Linked DNA regions of Mus musculus: region 1 is linked to region 2. A link is a loop called in an ENCODE intact Hi-C map of the cell type or tissue named here. Cell type or tissue: gastrocnemius. All regions are shown on one strand.

Region 1 (8,000 bases), 310 kb before region 2:
AATATACAAACTTTTCTTTTTAATGGTTTAAGAGCTTCATTATAGAAATGGAGGGGTGAGAAGGGAGAGAGAGAGAGAGAGGGAGGAAAGGCTAGAGAGAAAGAGAGAGGAGAGGAGAAGACAAAGAGAAAGGAGAGAGGAGAGAAGATAAAGAGAGGGGAGAAAAGAGAGACCGTAAGAGTAAGAGCAGCTTTTTTTAAAGACATGTCTTGTTTTATAAGCTCAGGCCAGTCTGAATTGAGTACTCTATGAGCTACAAGATCCTAGAACTGAGACCAACCTGGGATACTGTGAGACCTTTCCTTATTAAAAAGTGGAAGGGGTGGGCAGAGGACTGGAGGGATAGCTCAGTGATTAAGAAGAACATTTTCTGTGTTAGCACAGGACCTAGGCTCAGTTCCCAGCACCAATATGATGGGTCATGATTATCCCTAACTCCAGTTCCAGGGCACCCTGCTGCATATTCTATGACTTCAGTGGTTAGCAGTTGCAAGGGAATTAAGGACATATATGTATACAAATATCCTACAGCTGGGCGTGGTGGTGCACGCCTTTAATCCCAGCACTCGGGAGGCAGAGGCAGGCAGATTTCTGAGTTTGAGGCCAGCCTGGTCTATAAAGTGAGTTCCAGGACAGCCAGGGCCATACAGAGAAACCCTGTCTCAAAAAACAAAAAAACAAAACAAAAAAAAAAAGAACCTGCAATCACATTGGGTCTTCTAACTGGAACCTTATGGTTATTAATTACAACACAGGAAGAGAATTTGGCTAATCTGGTAGGAGATCTGTAGCTTACCAGTCCCAGAAGAAGGAAACATTAGTTGCTAGTCTTTGTACATACTGGTCAGTCATCCATAAACACTCATCCATGAACTCACAAGGAAAGAAAGCTTTGCCACTCTTCTTGAGCATGCCCGGCCCTTATGAGTAACAGTTTGTCTGATTTACCATAGGCCAATTGGTCTCAGAGTCCTTAACAGGCCTTGCTCATGTCAAACATATATATTCACTTAGGGCCTCCTCTACTCATTACAGGATTTACTGTCCTCTCCACTTCAGAGAGCACTAGACATGTAGTTAACTGTTGGACATACAGGCCAAACACTGGTACACATAAAATTAAATTAAAAAAGAAAAAACAAAGGACAAATAGTTATAAAGTAGCCTGCCTTAAAAAAAAAAGTCTATGCAGTTAGTGAAGTACAAAAGCAGCGTAGATGCTCTCGCAGTGGGAAGGAGTGACATACTTGTTTCCTTTTTGGTTGACATTCCCATCCCGACAGCTGTAGAATTATACAAAGGCTGCGCTGGGGGCAAGGCTTATTTTATTTTTATTCAGATGAGTGTTTTGTTGCATTTATGTGTGTGTGTTGTCCCAGAGATGAGAAAAGGACACTGGAGAAGTTACAGATGGTTGGGGGTTGGAAAAACAAATCTGGGTCTTCTTCAAAAGCAACACCAGTTACCTGCTGAGCAGTCTTTCAAGGGCAAAGTTGTTGGTGGTTGTGGGTTTTTTGTTTGTTTGTTGTTTTTAAGTTATTCCTGTGCGCATGTAATGGCAGGGAACTTTACAATTTGGCTCTTTGTCACCTTGGGATAAGGGGTAAGATGTGGGCAAAGGATACTAACTTGAGTCTTTAGGCTTCAATGGCAAGTGATTGAAAAACCATGGGTTTTTCAATGGCTTTTGAAGTCTTTTTAAAAAGTTAGAGACAATTGTTAGATTTTATACTGCAGAGGTGTTACCTGCTGTAAAGTGCCCTCCAAAATTAGTCATTTTTCTTTTTATAAAAACTCTTGTATTTATTTATTCTGCGTGGTATTGAAAATGCCATTGGGCTTACCCAGAGGTCAGAGGATGAAAACTGGAGTTGATTTTCTTCTACCTGGGGATCTGGGGGATCAAACTTTGGTCGTCGGGGTTGGCAGCAAGGCCCTTTACTCACCTAGGCTGTCTCTCTGCCCTGCTCTACTTTTAATTTACTTTTTGATAAATGGTATTATTGATATGACTCTGGCTGTCCTTATGATCCTCCTGTCTCTGACCCTTCATGTGCTGGGATCACAAGCATGTGTTAGCATGGTTGTTTAGTTGTTTGCTTGCTTGTTTATAGACAGGATCTGTCTATAGCACTTGCTGTCCTTAGAACTCACTCTGAATGTGAGTTCTAAGAATCATGGTGACCTGGCTACTTTTTTATTTTAATAACTCAGTTACAAGTGAGTAAACCTAGAGGGTTTGTTGCTTTCTTCTTTCTCAGTAACACCAAGTTTGGTTATAAAGGGAAGAGAATTCTGCTTTAGCAGACTATAAACTGGGCCTGTTGATCCTGGAACTTCTGAGGACATTTCTAGGGATGCAGGTTTCCCTCAGTGATAGCAGGAAGCTTCCTTTGTTGCTAGGCAGTTCATGGGTTTGTGGTTTCTCTTTTTCTTCCCTGGGTTATAAATATTTTTGGATGATACTGTTAGAGAGCTGACAAGGGCCTGAATCTCTTTAGCTTATGTCACTACTTTATAGCAGGATAGATGTCCCTCCCTATCCTAGAGCTCAGGGACAGACTGTTTCCCCAGGATGACTTCACATCCTTCAGTGAAGTTATGTTTTAGAAGACAGATGTGTTCATTAGCAACAGCAGTCCAATCTCTAGGACCCATGGTGGAAGAAAAGAAACAGTTACCTGTCCTCTGACCCCCCATGTGTGTGTTCCTGTCCCCTTAGATAAGCAGATGTAAGAAAGGAAATGACAAAGAGTTAGGAGCCGTCTCTGTTTTTAACCATTATGGCTAATATAATTTGTAAGAAGTCAGACTTTGATTTTGAAACAAGGTCTCACCCTGTAGCAGAAACTAGCCTGATACTCACTTGATAGGTGGCTGGGTTGGCTGGAACTCAAGATTTTGTCTGTGCCATGAAGTGTTGGGATTATAGTCATGAACTACCACCATGATTATAATATATCTAATCTATATAATTGATATAGATATTAGATATATTGTACATAAAAATATTAGATATATTATTTATATATATATTAGACAGAGTAATTTTTTATATACATGTTCTTTTTACATGGAAGTTTTACCATAACTTAAATTTTCAAATGCCTAGGAAGAAGAAAGAAAACGTCAAGAAGAAGTGGAACGACAGCGTCAAGAAAGAAGATACATTTTGCCTGATGAACCTGCCATAATTGTGCATCCGAACTGGGCTGCAAAAAGTGGCAAGTTTGATTGCAGCATCATGTCTTTGAGTGTCCTTTTGGATTACAGATTGGAAGATAATAAAGAACATTCTTTTGAGGTAATGTTAACTTTTGAATGAGGATCCAAATGATATCACAGTTGTGACTGTTTAATGTATTAAGTGTTTTGAGTGTTTCTTTGACTGCTTCCATGTTCTTCTTGGTGTGTATTCATTCACCATTATTTACTAAGAAAAATCAGGTTTGTTCTTTAAGGTCTCTTATAGATGCATTACAGTATTAGATCTCAATTATTCTTTCTTTCTCATTTTATTTTGTTTCTTCAAGTCTATCTCTAGTAGCTTTTGCTGACCTTGAGGTTGCTTTGTAGTGAGACTCTTAAATCCTGGTCCTTTGCCCCTCTCCTCTCTGCGCTGCAGTCACAGCCTATTCTCAGGCATTTCTCGAGAGAGTAATGTGCTCTTTTATCAGAAGGTAGGTATCTAGTTGTCTTTATTTTATTTTTCTGTTGTATTGTTGTTTTGTCTACTTGACATGTGTGCCTGGTTCCTGTAGAAGCCAGAAGAGAGAGGGTCAGTTCTGGATCTGAAGCTGTTTTAAACCACCGTGTGGGTGCAGAGAGCCAGACGAGCTCCTGAAAGAGCAGTCATTGTCCTTAAGCACGACATACAGCCACTAGGTGGATAGAAGCTAGGGCCTCAGTCATGGCTAGATAGTTGCTCTTTCACTGAGTTACACTCAGAGCTCAGAACTTTTTATCAGCCTACCCTTCCAAAAAGTAAAACAGAATAAATTCAATTATCCAGTTTCAGAAATTGCTACCTATCTTTTCTGTGGGTTTTAGGTTAGTTTCCCTTGAGACAGTCTTGCCTCAGCCTCTTAAGTAGTGTGTTTACAGTATAAGCCATCCAGTTGGCCTTTTACCCTTCTTTTTAAACCTTCTTTCTTGATGATGCTGTAATGTGTGGGTTTTTTTTTTTTTTGTTGTTGTTGTTGTCATTTTTTTGTTTTTTTTTTTCAAGACAGGGTTTCTCTGTGTAGCCCTGACTGTCCTGGAACTCACTCTGTAGACCAGGCTAGCCTTGAACTCAGAAACCCTCCTGTCTCTGCCTCCCAAGTGCTAGGATTAAAGCCGTGTGCCACCACGCCCGGCTTGATGGTGTAATGTTTTAGTGTTTCTTTATATTTAGAGTACCATTTAATAGAATTTAAAAGTTTGTGACTGAGTTGTAAGAGAAAATAAGTGGTATTATGTTTCAACCTAAAGTTTGTGTTCTGTCTTGTCTGTCTGTCTGTCTGTCTGTCTGTATCTCTCATCTAAATGAATCTCTTACCAGGTCTTTAGTACATACCTCTGTTTGGCCATGAAACACAGATCCACTTTTCTTTGATTCCCAAGTTTGTACCACCACGCCCAGCTCTTCTCTTTTGTTCGTGAGGGGAATTAAGATTAAACTCAGGGGGGTGGGTGGGTATGGGGGACTTTTGGTATAGCATTGGAAATGTAAATGAGCTAAATACCTAATAAAAAATGGAAAAAAAAAAGATTAAACTCAGGGCCTTATATGTGCTTTGCAAGACTTCTACCACTGAGCTACATTTCCTGTCTTCTTTTTACTTCTGAATAATCTTACGGAGTTTCTAGGCTGGCCTTAAACTCAAGTTAAGCCTGCAACTCACATTATTCTGTTTCAGTATCCTTACGGGCTGCAATTACATAACTGCATCACTAAGCATTACTATTTATATTCTGCTTTTTATGTTTATTCTCTTTATATGGTTCTGGTTTTTGTGAGGTAGTGTCTCATGTAGCCCAGTGTGGTCTCAACCTTGCTGTATGGCTCAGGCTGGACTTGAATTCCTAATTCTCCTTTTTCTACGTCTCCTCTTTCTACTGTTGATATATGGGATTACAGGTATGCATCACTATAGCCAGCTCTCAGGTTTTTTAAAGATAGAGTCTCACATACCCAAGGATGATGGTGAACTGCTGATCTTCCTGCCTTAACTCTCAAATGTTGAGATTACAGGAATCTACCAGTAAGGTTAACAATATATACTTTTTGTCTTTAAAACATCTTTTGCACAAGGTATGATGACAGGAGTTTGAAATCCCAACAGTCAGACCATGAGTTCAAAGCCAGCCTGACTACCATAAAAAGATCTTGTCTTTTAAAAAAAAAAGTGCTAAACATTGTGGTACATGCCTTTAATCCCAGCACCTAGGAGGTAGAAGTAGGTAGATCTCAGTTCAGTTCGAGGCCAACCTAGTTTACACAGCCTGTGGTAGGACAGCGAGGTCTACAGAGAGAAACCCTGTCTCAAGTTTTGCATACCTCTGGTTCCCAAGGCCTGGAATTAATGGCATATGCCACCACAGCTAGCCCTTGGGTATTTTCATAGTCTTCACATCATTCCTGTCCATTTTTATAACTGTGGATCACTTCTTTATCTTCCTCCTAAAATATCCTAGCTCTGTTTTAGGTGTAGATAACCAGTGTGGTAAGACAGTGCTTGTTTAATGACTTTTGCTGGACTTATTCAGTATTTCTGAAAGACTCAGAGGAGCCCCTCGCTCAGGCCTCAGGACAATAGCGGACAACCAAGAACTCACGAGAGACCAAGCTTGATGCAAACCACATGAGGCTTTATTCGGGGGAAAGCCAGAGCTCATATCCCACGTAGGGGTAGAGGAGTTGACCACTGAGGGGAAAGGGGTCTCAGTTTTTATAGGCCCTCAGTGGGGAAAAGAGAAGGGAGGAGTAGGGGATTTCCAGATCTAAACAATGTCTGTTCTCAAGAAATGGGTATGGGAGGGGTACAAGGAAAGAGTCTGGTGCAGGTGTAGCAACTCTGGATTGGCCAGGCTGTGGTTGCTGGGAGATTTTCTGACTCTTTCTCAGCAACCAACATCACAAACACCTGGCAATGGGCTTCATCAGTGGGCACACACATGGGTCAAGGAATGGTCAAAACATTGGCAGATACACGGGTTCAAGGAGTGGCCAGAGCATTGTGCACCTCTATTTTTCTAAATCAGTGAAGCTAGTTCTGCTAGCCATGAAATCCATTTTGCCAATTTCAGGGCTTCTGTGACCTTTTACATTCTGTCAGGATCTTTCATTTCTATCGAGTTTGCTTATGTTAATGCTGATGTCTTTTTATAGGTTTCACTGTTTGCAGAACTTTTCAATGAAATGCTTCAAAGAGACTTTGGGGTTAGAATATACAAATCATTACTCTCTCTTCCTGAGAAAGAGGACAAAAAAGATAAGGAGAAGAAAAGCAAAAAAGAAGAGAGAAAAGATAAAAAAGAAGAAAGAGAAGATGATATTGATGAACCAAAACCAAAACGGAGAAAATCAGGCGACGATAAAGACAAAAAAGAAGACAGAGATGAGAGAAAGGTCTGTAATTTCCAAGATAGTCAACAAAACTTAGAAAGTTTTGGTTACTACCTCTATATGGTAACAAAATGTTGAGTGTTATGTTGGATATTTGACCCAGACCACATGAGTCTGACTCAAAAAACTAGAGCTGGGTTTAGGCCCACATACCTGTATTCCTACACACAGTGGTGGAAGGAGTTCTGGTCTAGCCTGAGCCACATAACAAAGCTTAATAATTATATATATATATGAATTATATGGTTTTCTGATGTTTCCCTCTTTCCTGCTCCTTTTCTTTCGTTTTTTTTTTTTTTTCCATTTTTACCCTTCCTCCCTTCCTTCCTCCCATGTATGTTTTCCCTATATGTGTATTTATGCTCCATGTGTATGGTTGCTGAGCTCTGAGACTGAGGTTAGGTTACATATAGTTATGGAGCTGTCCTTTGGGTACTGGGAGCATTCCCTGGAAGAGCCGTCAGCCCGGTCCTTCTTTCTTGTTTCTAAGTTTTATTTAATACACCTGGCCTACTCCTACGTTTAAAACCATTACTTGTATGTGTACATGTGTGCGTAGGTGCATGTGTGCATGGAGGAGGTAAGAGGGTATCAGATCACCTGAAACTACAGTTGACAGGCAGTTGTGAGCTGCTCGGTATGGGTGCCTTTAATGGAACTGGGGTCCTCTGCAAGAACACTGTGATTTTTTTTTTTTTTTTTTTTTTTTTTTTTTTAAGATTTATGGGGCTGGTGAGATGGCTCAGCAGGTAAGAGCACTGACTGCTCTTCCTAAGGTCCTGAGTTCAAATCCCAGAAACCATATGGTGGCTCACAACCATCTGTAATGAGATCTGACAACTTCTGTTGGGTCTGAAGAAAGCTACGGTGTACTTATGTATAATAATAAATAAATCTTAAAAAAAAAGATTTATGTATGTGAATCCACTGTCACTGTCTTCAGAAGAAGAGAGGGCATTGGATCCCATTACAGATGGTTGTCAGCCACCATGTGGTTGCTGGGAATTGAACACAGGACTTCTGGAAGAGCAGTCAGTGCTCTTAACTGCTGAGTCATCTCACTGGCCCTCTTGTTTCTATTCTTTTCTCTTTCTTCTCCCTCCCCTTTCTTTCTGTAACCTGGCTGTGACCTCCTCATTCTCCTGCCTTCACCTCCAAGTTTTGAGATTACTGCCATGCCCCACCATGCCATATTTGAATAGGTTAGTATTATGAGAAATCTAATTGGAATTGTTAGAAATATATCTGTTTACTGGGCTTGACATTTACTTATTTTGTTTTTCATGAGATATTGCTTAATTTTAAGTCATCTTAAATTACAGAAAGAAGAAAAAAGAAAAGATGATTCTAAAGATGATGATGAAACTGAAGAAGATAACAATCAAGATGA
Region 2 (8,000 bases):
ACAGAGGTAGGAGGACTACCTCAGGGTCAGCCTGGTCTACATAGTGAGTTCCAGCTTAGCTAGAGCTGTGTAACGAGACCCCCATCTAAAAAAAGATTGTTTTTCATATATTGGGGCATTAACATAAAAACAAGATTATCCAGGATTGAAGAGACAGTAATCACATTTCTTGTTTTGTTTAGGTTGGTCTCTACAGCCAGGACTGATCTCAAATTCACTATATAGCTGAGGATGACCTTAAAATACATTTAAGAAAACAATAATAAAATAGGGTTTTGTAGTCCAGGCTAGCTTTGAACTTACACACCAAGATGATCTGTAACTTGTGGTCCTCTGTCTCTGCCGCCCTGTGTTGGTATTATAGGCTTGCACCACCATGCCTGGTTTACATGGTGCTTAGACTTCATGACCCAAGGCTTTGAGCATCTTAAGCAGCATGCTGAGCAAGCACTCTGTCAACAGAGGCTAACTCTAATCCGCCCCTCTACCTCCTGGTTTGTTTATGTCGGGTTAACTGCTGATCATTTATGAAAGCATCCTCCAGTGGCATATACCTCTGCAGAGACTTTACAGATTTAAAGTTTTTCACCCTTATGCATAGTGAGGAAAACAGGTACCTTTCTATTTTTAAATACTTGGATGTTCTGAAAATCTTAGTACTTGGCTTCTTACATCATGGCCAGATTCTACATTGCAGAATACATCTTCACCCTAGTTATGTCCAATTCCATACACCTTGCTCCACTCAAATTCTAGTAAGGTTGTCCTGGGAACCTCAGTTTTTTGTTTGTTTTCTTGGTTGGAGTTTTTGTTTTGTTTTATTTTGTTTGAGACATGGTCTCAGCATTTAGACTCGGGTTGTCTAGAACTCTTTGTAGACCAGGTTGGCCTGAAACTTGAGACATACTCTTGAGTCAAAGGTATATACTACCATCACTTGGCTTCTTCTTCTTCTTTTTTTTTTTTTTTTTTTGATCTCATTTTTTTTAAGTTCAACATTGGGGAAGGTGGACAAAGAGAAAGAAAAGAGGAAGAGGAGGGATGTAGAGTTAATTGGGGAGGGGTGGGGGAGCCTGGAGTAGGGTGAGAATTGTAAGGCAGAGGGAGAGTCTTGTTTCCAAGGGGGGTGAACTAACAAAGGGTTCCAAAGGGGGGGGGGGGGTGTACACTCCAGACTAGGAGAGTGGGAGAGTGTTGGAGGGCACAGATTCTGAGCCAGGCATGGGGATTTTGTACAATGGTTAGCCAATGGTCAATATAAAGAAACAGATTGAGGTGTTCTGGGGTCCCTCTGACCTTTAGCCAGATGGCTTGGGCAGTGGTGGGGTCCAGGGAGCCTGCTGCTGGCCAGCTTACTTTACATGAAGGCCAACTGACCTCACAAAAACAGTTTTTCCTTAATGAGGGTAACACTGTAATTTTCTCTAAAACTGTGGGGAGATTTAATACTGCATCATAGGGGAGACTTGGTTGGAATAGTTGGTCCCCATTATGGAGAAAAGTTTACCTAACTCTGGGAATCAAAGGGTCAAAGGGACCAGACTGGAGAAGGCAATACTGAAAACGAGCCTCTTTGAGTTGAGCACAGGGAGGAGGAGATAGGCCCAGGAATGTACGTGCTTATATGGCTGGAGAACTCTTGTTCTAGGAAGAAAGGAGGGAGAGTAGGCTTATAGACAAAAGACAGAGGATAAAACTTACTGGAACTGTCAGTATTATCCCAGGGAAGGGATTAATACTGCTCATGTAACAGGTGAGGAGGGTAATGGGTTGCTCCCTGAAAAGCAATGTGATATACCCCAGGTTGCCTTCTGGTTGTCACTAAGTCAAAGACCAGCTCTCCTATCCTTGAGACAGACAACAAGAGAACTCTGTATACTTCTCCTCCCCTTCACCCACTCTCTGAAAGCCCTTTCTCTATCCACCCCTCAATGGTGACTCCCTGGCCTTAGTCCCTGTGGACAGTGAAATCGCCAAAGAACAGCTTTCCAATAAACCTGCCTTTACTATAATCTGGATTGATTTGGCTCATTTCACCGGCAGAGAAATAACCTATCAGAACTAAGGTGATTTATCAGATCCTGAGAGTCTTCAGAAAACGAGTTCACCAAGATGTGGTGATGCATGCCTTTAATCCTAGCACTTGGGAGGCAGAGGCAGATGGGATCTTTGTGAGTTTGAAGCCAGCCTGATCTACAAAGTGAGTTCCAGGACAGCCAGGGCTACAAAAGTGAAACCCTGTCTCAAAAAACAAAACAAAACAACAGAAAACCTAAACAAAAAGAAGAGAAAGTAAGAAAAGAAAGGTGTAGTCTCCCCTCCCCCAGCCTGAAACCTGCTTGCTCAGGGGTGGAGCTTCCCGCTCAATCGTTCTGCCACGCTCACTGCTGGAACGTGCGGCTTTGCTGTTTGGAGCCACACACGTGATCACCCTGCTACTGGACCCCGAGATTATTTGGCGGGAATTGGGCCCCCTTCCCCTGCTTTATAACTGAGTGCCGAAATAGTAAAAATTGAATCTTGAGCAGAGAGCTTTGTCTTGGTTCCTTCCTTATCTCGCGCAGCCCAGCCCCTCTTCTCTTCCAGGTTTCCAAAATGCCTTTCCAGGCTAGAACCCAGTTTGTGATCTACTGGCCAGACACAACAGAAAGGTTCTGAGGTTTTCATTTGTAAAGGTTGATGGTTGAGCATTAACAAAGATCATCGCTGTTCACCTTGGCCTCTGCTCCCCTCCCTTGCACATTCAACGCTTTATCTGCAAAGAAGGAACAACTTTGTGGAGGGACAGGCAAGAAAAGGTCTGGGGAGGGTTCTTCCCTGTAGTGAGTCTGGAAGCAGACTTGGGGTGGTCTAATGAGAAGCAGAGGGTTTAGGATGGATGCGCTGTCCTAGCTGGAGGCCTGGATGATGAACTTGAAGGTAGAATCTGAGTACTGGAATATGGGCGTGACTGCTTCATCAGGGTTCTAGTGGATGAGGTAAATGGAGCCTGGTTACAAAAACAGGTAGTGGAGTCTGAGGAGCTGAAGGCGGGTGGACTTTATCTCGGGACTAGGGGCTGACAATTTTTGTTTTTTATTTTTTACTTTTAGATTATTTTATGTGTATGAGTGTTTTGTCTTCATGTGTGCCTGCACTACAGGTGCGGGAACTTGAGGATGTGGTGAGCCTCCATGTGGGAATCAAACCTGCGTTCTTTCAACAAGTGCTCTTAACACACTGAGCCAACACTCCAGCTCAACATTTTTTTTAATTTAATTTTTAAATTTTATATACATTGGTGCTTTGACTGCATGTCTGTGTGAGGGGGTACAGAAGATACAGACAGTTGGGAGCCCAAGTCTCTACAAGAGCAGCTAGTGCTCTTAACCACGGAACCATCATCTCTCCAGCCCAAGGACAAAGTCTTAACCCAGGTGTTAGGCTCCAGCTCGCTACAGCCCCACCCCCACCGATGGTGCCGAAACCGAGTTCCAGGTAGCCACAGCCCTTCTCCTGAATGATCACCAGGCACTTGAGTCATGACCTTACATGGGGAAAAAAAAGCCAGCTCTTGTCTGACACACAACCTTTCCCCTTGCTCAGGACTCTTAAGAATCGTCCATCATGGGTCCTTGGTCCAAGAGCTGCACCAATAAACCTGACCTTGTTCGTTTGCCAAATGAACCAAACCCATGAGCCTCTCACCAAGGAGGGTTCTCAAGGAGGCCTACCCATATTATTACTGCAGACTCTGCGGATAGAATAAGTGCAGTTGAGATCGAAAGACCCTCGATCAATTTCAGAGAAGGAAGGCCATTCGAGTTCAGGGTCCGAACTTTGAGGGTTTTGACTTAGCACCAGATGGTTTTAGAGCTTTGACTCCGAAGCCATATCCCGCAACTCATTTTCTGAAATCAGAAAACTTGTCAAGAAGGGATAGAGACAGAGGATTGACCGATGGCGCGGGTTGGAATGAGGACCACCAGACACCGAACGAACGAAGTTGTTACTGGGTCCAATTTTCTAAAAACCGAACGGCTCCTGAACTCAGAAACTAGATGGTGTTGGGGACCTCTCGGCAGAGGACTGAGGGAACGTCGCCACACATGGCTTCCCTCCTAGTGTTTGGCCGGCCAAGAACTGAATGGTCACGCCCAGACGGAACGAACAGAGGCACCTCTTTCCTTACAACTCGGGTGGGACCGAGTGCTGTAGTAGATAGGAGTAAGATCAAACTTTAACCAGGTACACAGAGCATACTTTGTGGTTATAACTTTCGAGATGCGAGGAGTACAAACTGCTCACGTTAACTGAATTCTGCAGCTCATGGTGGAGCACATGCCTAGCTTGCTCATGGCCCCTACATGGAGCCCTAGCACCAAGGAGAGAAGCACGTGTATTGACACACGTGTCACGTAAGCGCCAGTTATCGTACAACCGGATTTCTCTGCAACCCGTCTTGATCTGTAGCAGATCAAGCTACGTCCTCTAACGTTATCCTATCAGGAAACTACGGATATTAATGCACCAATCTTCTTGGAAATGCACTTTAGCGTTTGAAGCCACATGATGCAGGATAGACAGTTTGGTCACATGACGACGCTTGTACGGTTCCCTTCCGCGCATCTGTAACATCCCTTAAGATGCCTGATTACTTTCCCTTCTTTCGAGAAAGACGCTGCCAATTGCCGCAGAAAGAGTGAGAGGATGGGAGCTCGTTTCTGCCACTGTAACGTACAGAGGTCGTGCTCCCACGAAGAGGCGCGCTCCCAACCCTTCCATCTCCTTTTCCTTCAGGCGCACGCGGGGGCAGCCCTGTGTCTCTCTGGGTCCTTTCGCTCCGCGGGCGCCGGAGCTACGTCACCGAGCGGCGCCAGTGGTCCGGATTTTCCCCGGCTCCATTCGAGCCGCGGCCTCAATGTCCTTGCCTCGGTGTACCTTGCTGTGGGCTCGGCTCCCGGCGGGGCGCGGGGCTGGGCCCCGGGCGGCCCCTTGCTCCGCCCTTCGCGCTCTCGTGGGGTCGTTCCCGGGGGCTTCAGGACGCGTTCCCTGCTTGGCCGCCTCCTCCTCTGCCTCTGGTGGCTCCAAAGCCCCGAACACGTCCTTGTTCGTGCCGCTGACGGTGAAGCCTCAGGGTCCCAGCGCCGATGGCGACGTGGGCGCGGAGCTCACTCGGCCTCTAGACAAGAGTGAGTGCTGGAGCCTCCCGGCAGAGCGGCAGGGTCTGCAGCCTGGGCCTACATAGTGCAATGTCTGTTCCTTTTTGGAGCCCTTAGCACCCGAGCCTAAGTCATATTTAGTCTCTTCTGTAGTTGACATTGACCGTTCTCTTCGGTCGAGGAGGTTAAGAGTTTTGTCCCTAAGTGGTGCGCCGCTTGTGCTCCTAGAGTCCTCATGGAGGGATTAAACAGTGAGGACTTGCCATTGACCTGATGTGGATGTCTAACGATGTTAAAATTCCATCTGGTTGCCAAGACAACGGGTCTCAGATCCGGATTTCTCAATAAATTTACTCTCCCACGAGACAGACCTGAATTTAAATACAAGATAAAAGTTGATAAAACTGTCTTTGCCAAAAAGTAGTATCGTCCCAGGTTCCAGAGATGAATAAAAAAAAAACCTTTAGCATCACTGGGTTGAAGTGAGTTTTGTCCTACCTGCATTTGGGTGAGCTTGACAATGGGAGGGTGAAAGGTTTCTTTTCACCAAATGACATTCTTAGAGACTGAAAGAAAACCACATTTCTTTTAGGCACAAGCTGTCTTCCTGGCTCTTCAACAAGCAATATTGATGCTTCCTATTGTGACTTTAAAATATAGGCTTCATGTTGGGAGTCAGAGGCAGAGGATGGCAAGTTCAATACCAGCCTGGGCTACAGAATGAGTTCAAAACAGGCTTGGAAAACTTAAGAGAGGTCCTATTTCAAAATAAAAAAATTAAACAAGGTTTCTCTGTGTGGCTTTGGCTGTCCTGGAATGTGCTCTGTAGACCAGGCTGGCCTCAGACTCACAGAGATAGGCCTGTGTCTGCCTGCCGAGTCCCTGGATCAAAGGCCTGGGCTACCTGCACCTCCAGGCAGCAGAGTGTTCTTTTTTAATGTGCTTGAAGATATAACCCTGGGATATATGCCTTGCCAAGCACGCAGTGCCGTGGGGTCATTTCCCAGTACTGTGAAATCAACTAACAAGGTAGTACTCCTCCTCTTCCCCTTCCTTTCCCTCTACTTTTTCCCTCCTCAAGATAAGCTCGAGCTGTTCTCAGACTGGGGATTGTCATTAATTACTGCACAGGCTACCGTTGCTAACACTGCTCTTAGTAGTGAATTACATCTGCCTCTCATAGCAGGACTTGCCTTTTCTTGGTTACTCAAGAAGAGCTTTGGGCACAAGGGGAGGTTTGATGGTGACTCTGTGGGGGTGGGGGGAGGGGGACTGGCTCTCTCCTTGTGTGTCTGTGGTCTGTCAGGGATGGTGCATTGCTGTACTCTTGTCATTTTTCTTACTCCATTGCACAGTAGCCCAAAGCTTCACACTCTCAAAGCATTCCTGAGGCCCCGGCCTTTAGTATTATGACTTCAAATTCCTTTTGTTGTAGATTTGTCTAAATTGGTAAACAATTGTTAAAAAAAAATCTTTTATAGGGTCTGGAGAGATGGCTTACAAGAGCACTCACTACTCTTCAGGTCCTGAATTCAATTCCCAGCAACCACATGGTGGCTCACAACCATCTGTAATGGGGTCTGGTGTATCTAAAGAGACCAATGGTGGTGTACTCATGCATAAAATAAATAAATAAATAAATCTTTAAAAAAACTTATATTTCTTTTTTAGATGAAGTAAAGAAGATCTTAGACAAGTTTTATAAGAGGCAAGAAATTCAAAAGCTGAGTGCTGACTATGGACTTGATGGTAAGGCTGACAATTTTTTGAGAGTTATTTTGAACAGTTTTTATCAATTTATGTGTGTGAGTATTTTTCCTACATGTATGTCCATAGCTACTTTTGTGCAGTGCCCATGACAGAGAGTATTAGATGCTCTGGAATTGGAGTTAGAGATGCCTGTGAGCCACCATTCGGATGCTGAGAATCAAGCTTGGTTTCCATGGAAGAGCAGCCACTGTTCTTAACCACAGAGTTCTCTCTGCATCTCTGCCAGTAACATCTTCATAGAACTGTCACATTTTGCATTGTACTTTGTTATGTGTATTATAGTCTGAAGAAAAGTCCCTCTCCTTGTCTTCTGGGGGACTCACAAGCCCAGCTTGCCAGCCAGACTCCACAGTACAGGAGTGCGTGTTCAGCCTGCCTTAGTGTCTGTCCTGTGTAGTTTCAGTTTTAGCTCAGCTTGTGAAAAGCCAGCTGTGCTACCAAAACGCTGATAGGGGCTGGGGTTTGCTGTGGCATTTGTATACTTGACAGTGAGAGCTAAGTAAAGACTAAGCCTTGTATGCTTTGGTTTTATGTTTTCCACAGCTCGTCTCTTCCACCAGGCTTTCATAAGCTTCAGGAATTACATTATGCAATCCCATTCTCTGGACGTGGACATTCACATTGTCCTGAATGATATCTGCTTCAGTGCAGGCAAGTGCTTAGAGAGCTTTTAAAAACATTTATTTTGTGTGTGTGAGAGCCGGAGGGAGGATGATAGAGTTGAGGGGAGGAGAAGGAAGAAGAGGTGGAGGAGAAGAGAAGAGGAGTATGCGTGTATGCCGTGACACTCATTTGGAGGTCAGAGGACAACTTTAGGGCGTCTGTTCTCCTTCCAGTTGTAGGTTTCAGGGACTGTATGACACTCCCTTCCCTTGCTGAGCCATGTCATTGGCCTGCTGAGAGGATTTTTTTTTAATTATTTTTATTTTATGTGTATGGGTGTTCTGTTTGCACTACATGCATGAAATGCCTGCAGAGGCCAGAGGAAGGAGTCAGACCCCCTGGAACCTGAGTTACGGATGGTCGTAAGTTGCCTTGTGGGTGCTGGGAACCAAACCTGGGTTCTCTGGAAAAGCAACCTTGAACACT

The links. A loop is a pair of places that touch in the nucleus more often than their neighbours do. Peaks named below come from ENCODE experiments on the same cell type or tissue, not always from the same donor. Only the 100,000 strongest peaks of a DNase experiment are listed, where the experiment ranks them.
Region 1: a loop joins it to region 2, with 2.5 times the contacts of the local background. A loop is called at or near these places in 4 of 42 quality-filtered maps.

Annotation. Positions count from the first base shown.
Region 1 is chr10:62,751,787-62,759,786 of GRCm38, reverse strand. It overlaps Ccar1 (cell division cycle and apoptosis regulator 1), which reads left to right. Exons shown (of 25, transcript NM_026201.3): 17 at 3,113-3,304; 18 at 6,374-6,613; 19 at 7,933-8,000. Among named protein-coding and RNA genes, the nearest start is that of Snord98, 9.8 kb to the left of the region's middle. In gastrocnemius, no CTCF peak of the experiment used is centred here; no DNase peak of the experiment used is centred here.
Region 2 is chr10:62,446,586-62,454,585 of GRCm38, reverse strand. Supv3l1 (suppressor of var1, 3-like 1 (S. cerevisiae)) reads left to right here and starts at 4,848. Exons shown (of 15, transcript NM_181423.3): 1 at 4,848-5,171; 2 at 6,813-6,890; 3 at 7,455-7,562. The coding sequence starts at 4,901. It overlaps 4930507D05Rik (RIKEN cDNA 4930507D05 gene), which reads right to left and starts at 5,426. Exons shown (of 1, transcript NR_027926.1): 1 at 3,233-5,426. In gastrocnemius, no CTCF peak of the experiment used is centred here; DNase peaks (open chromatin) are centred at 3,504, 4,112, 4,417 and 4,831; H3K4me3 peaks cover 2,483 bases; H3K27ac peaks cover 1,923 bases.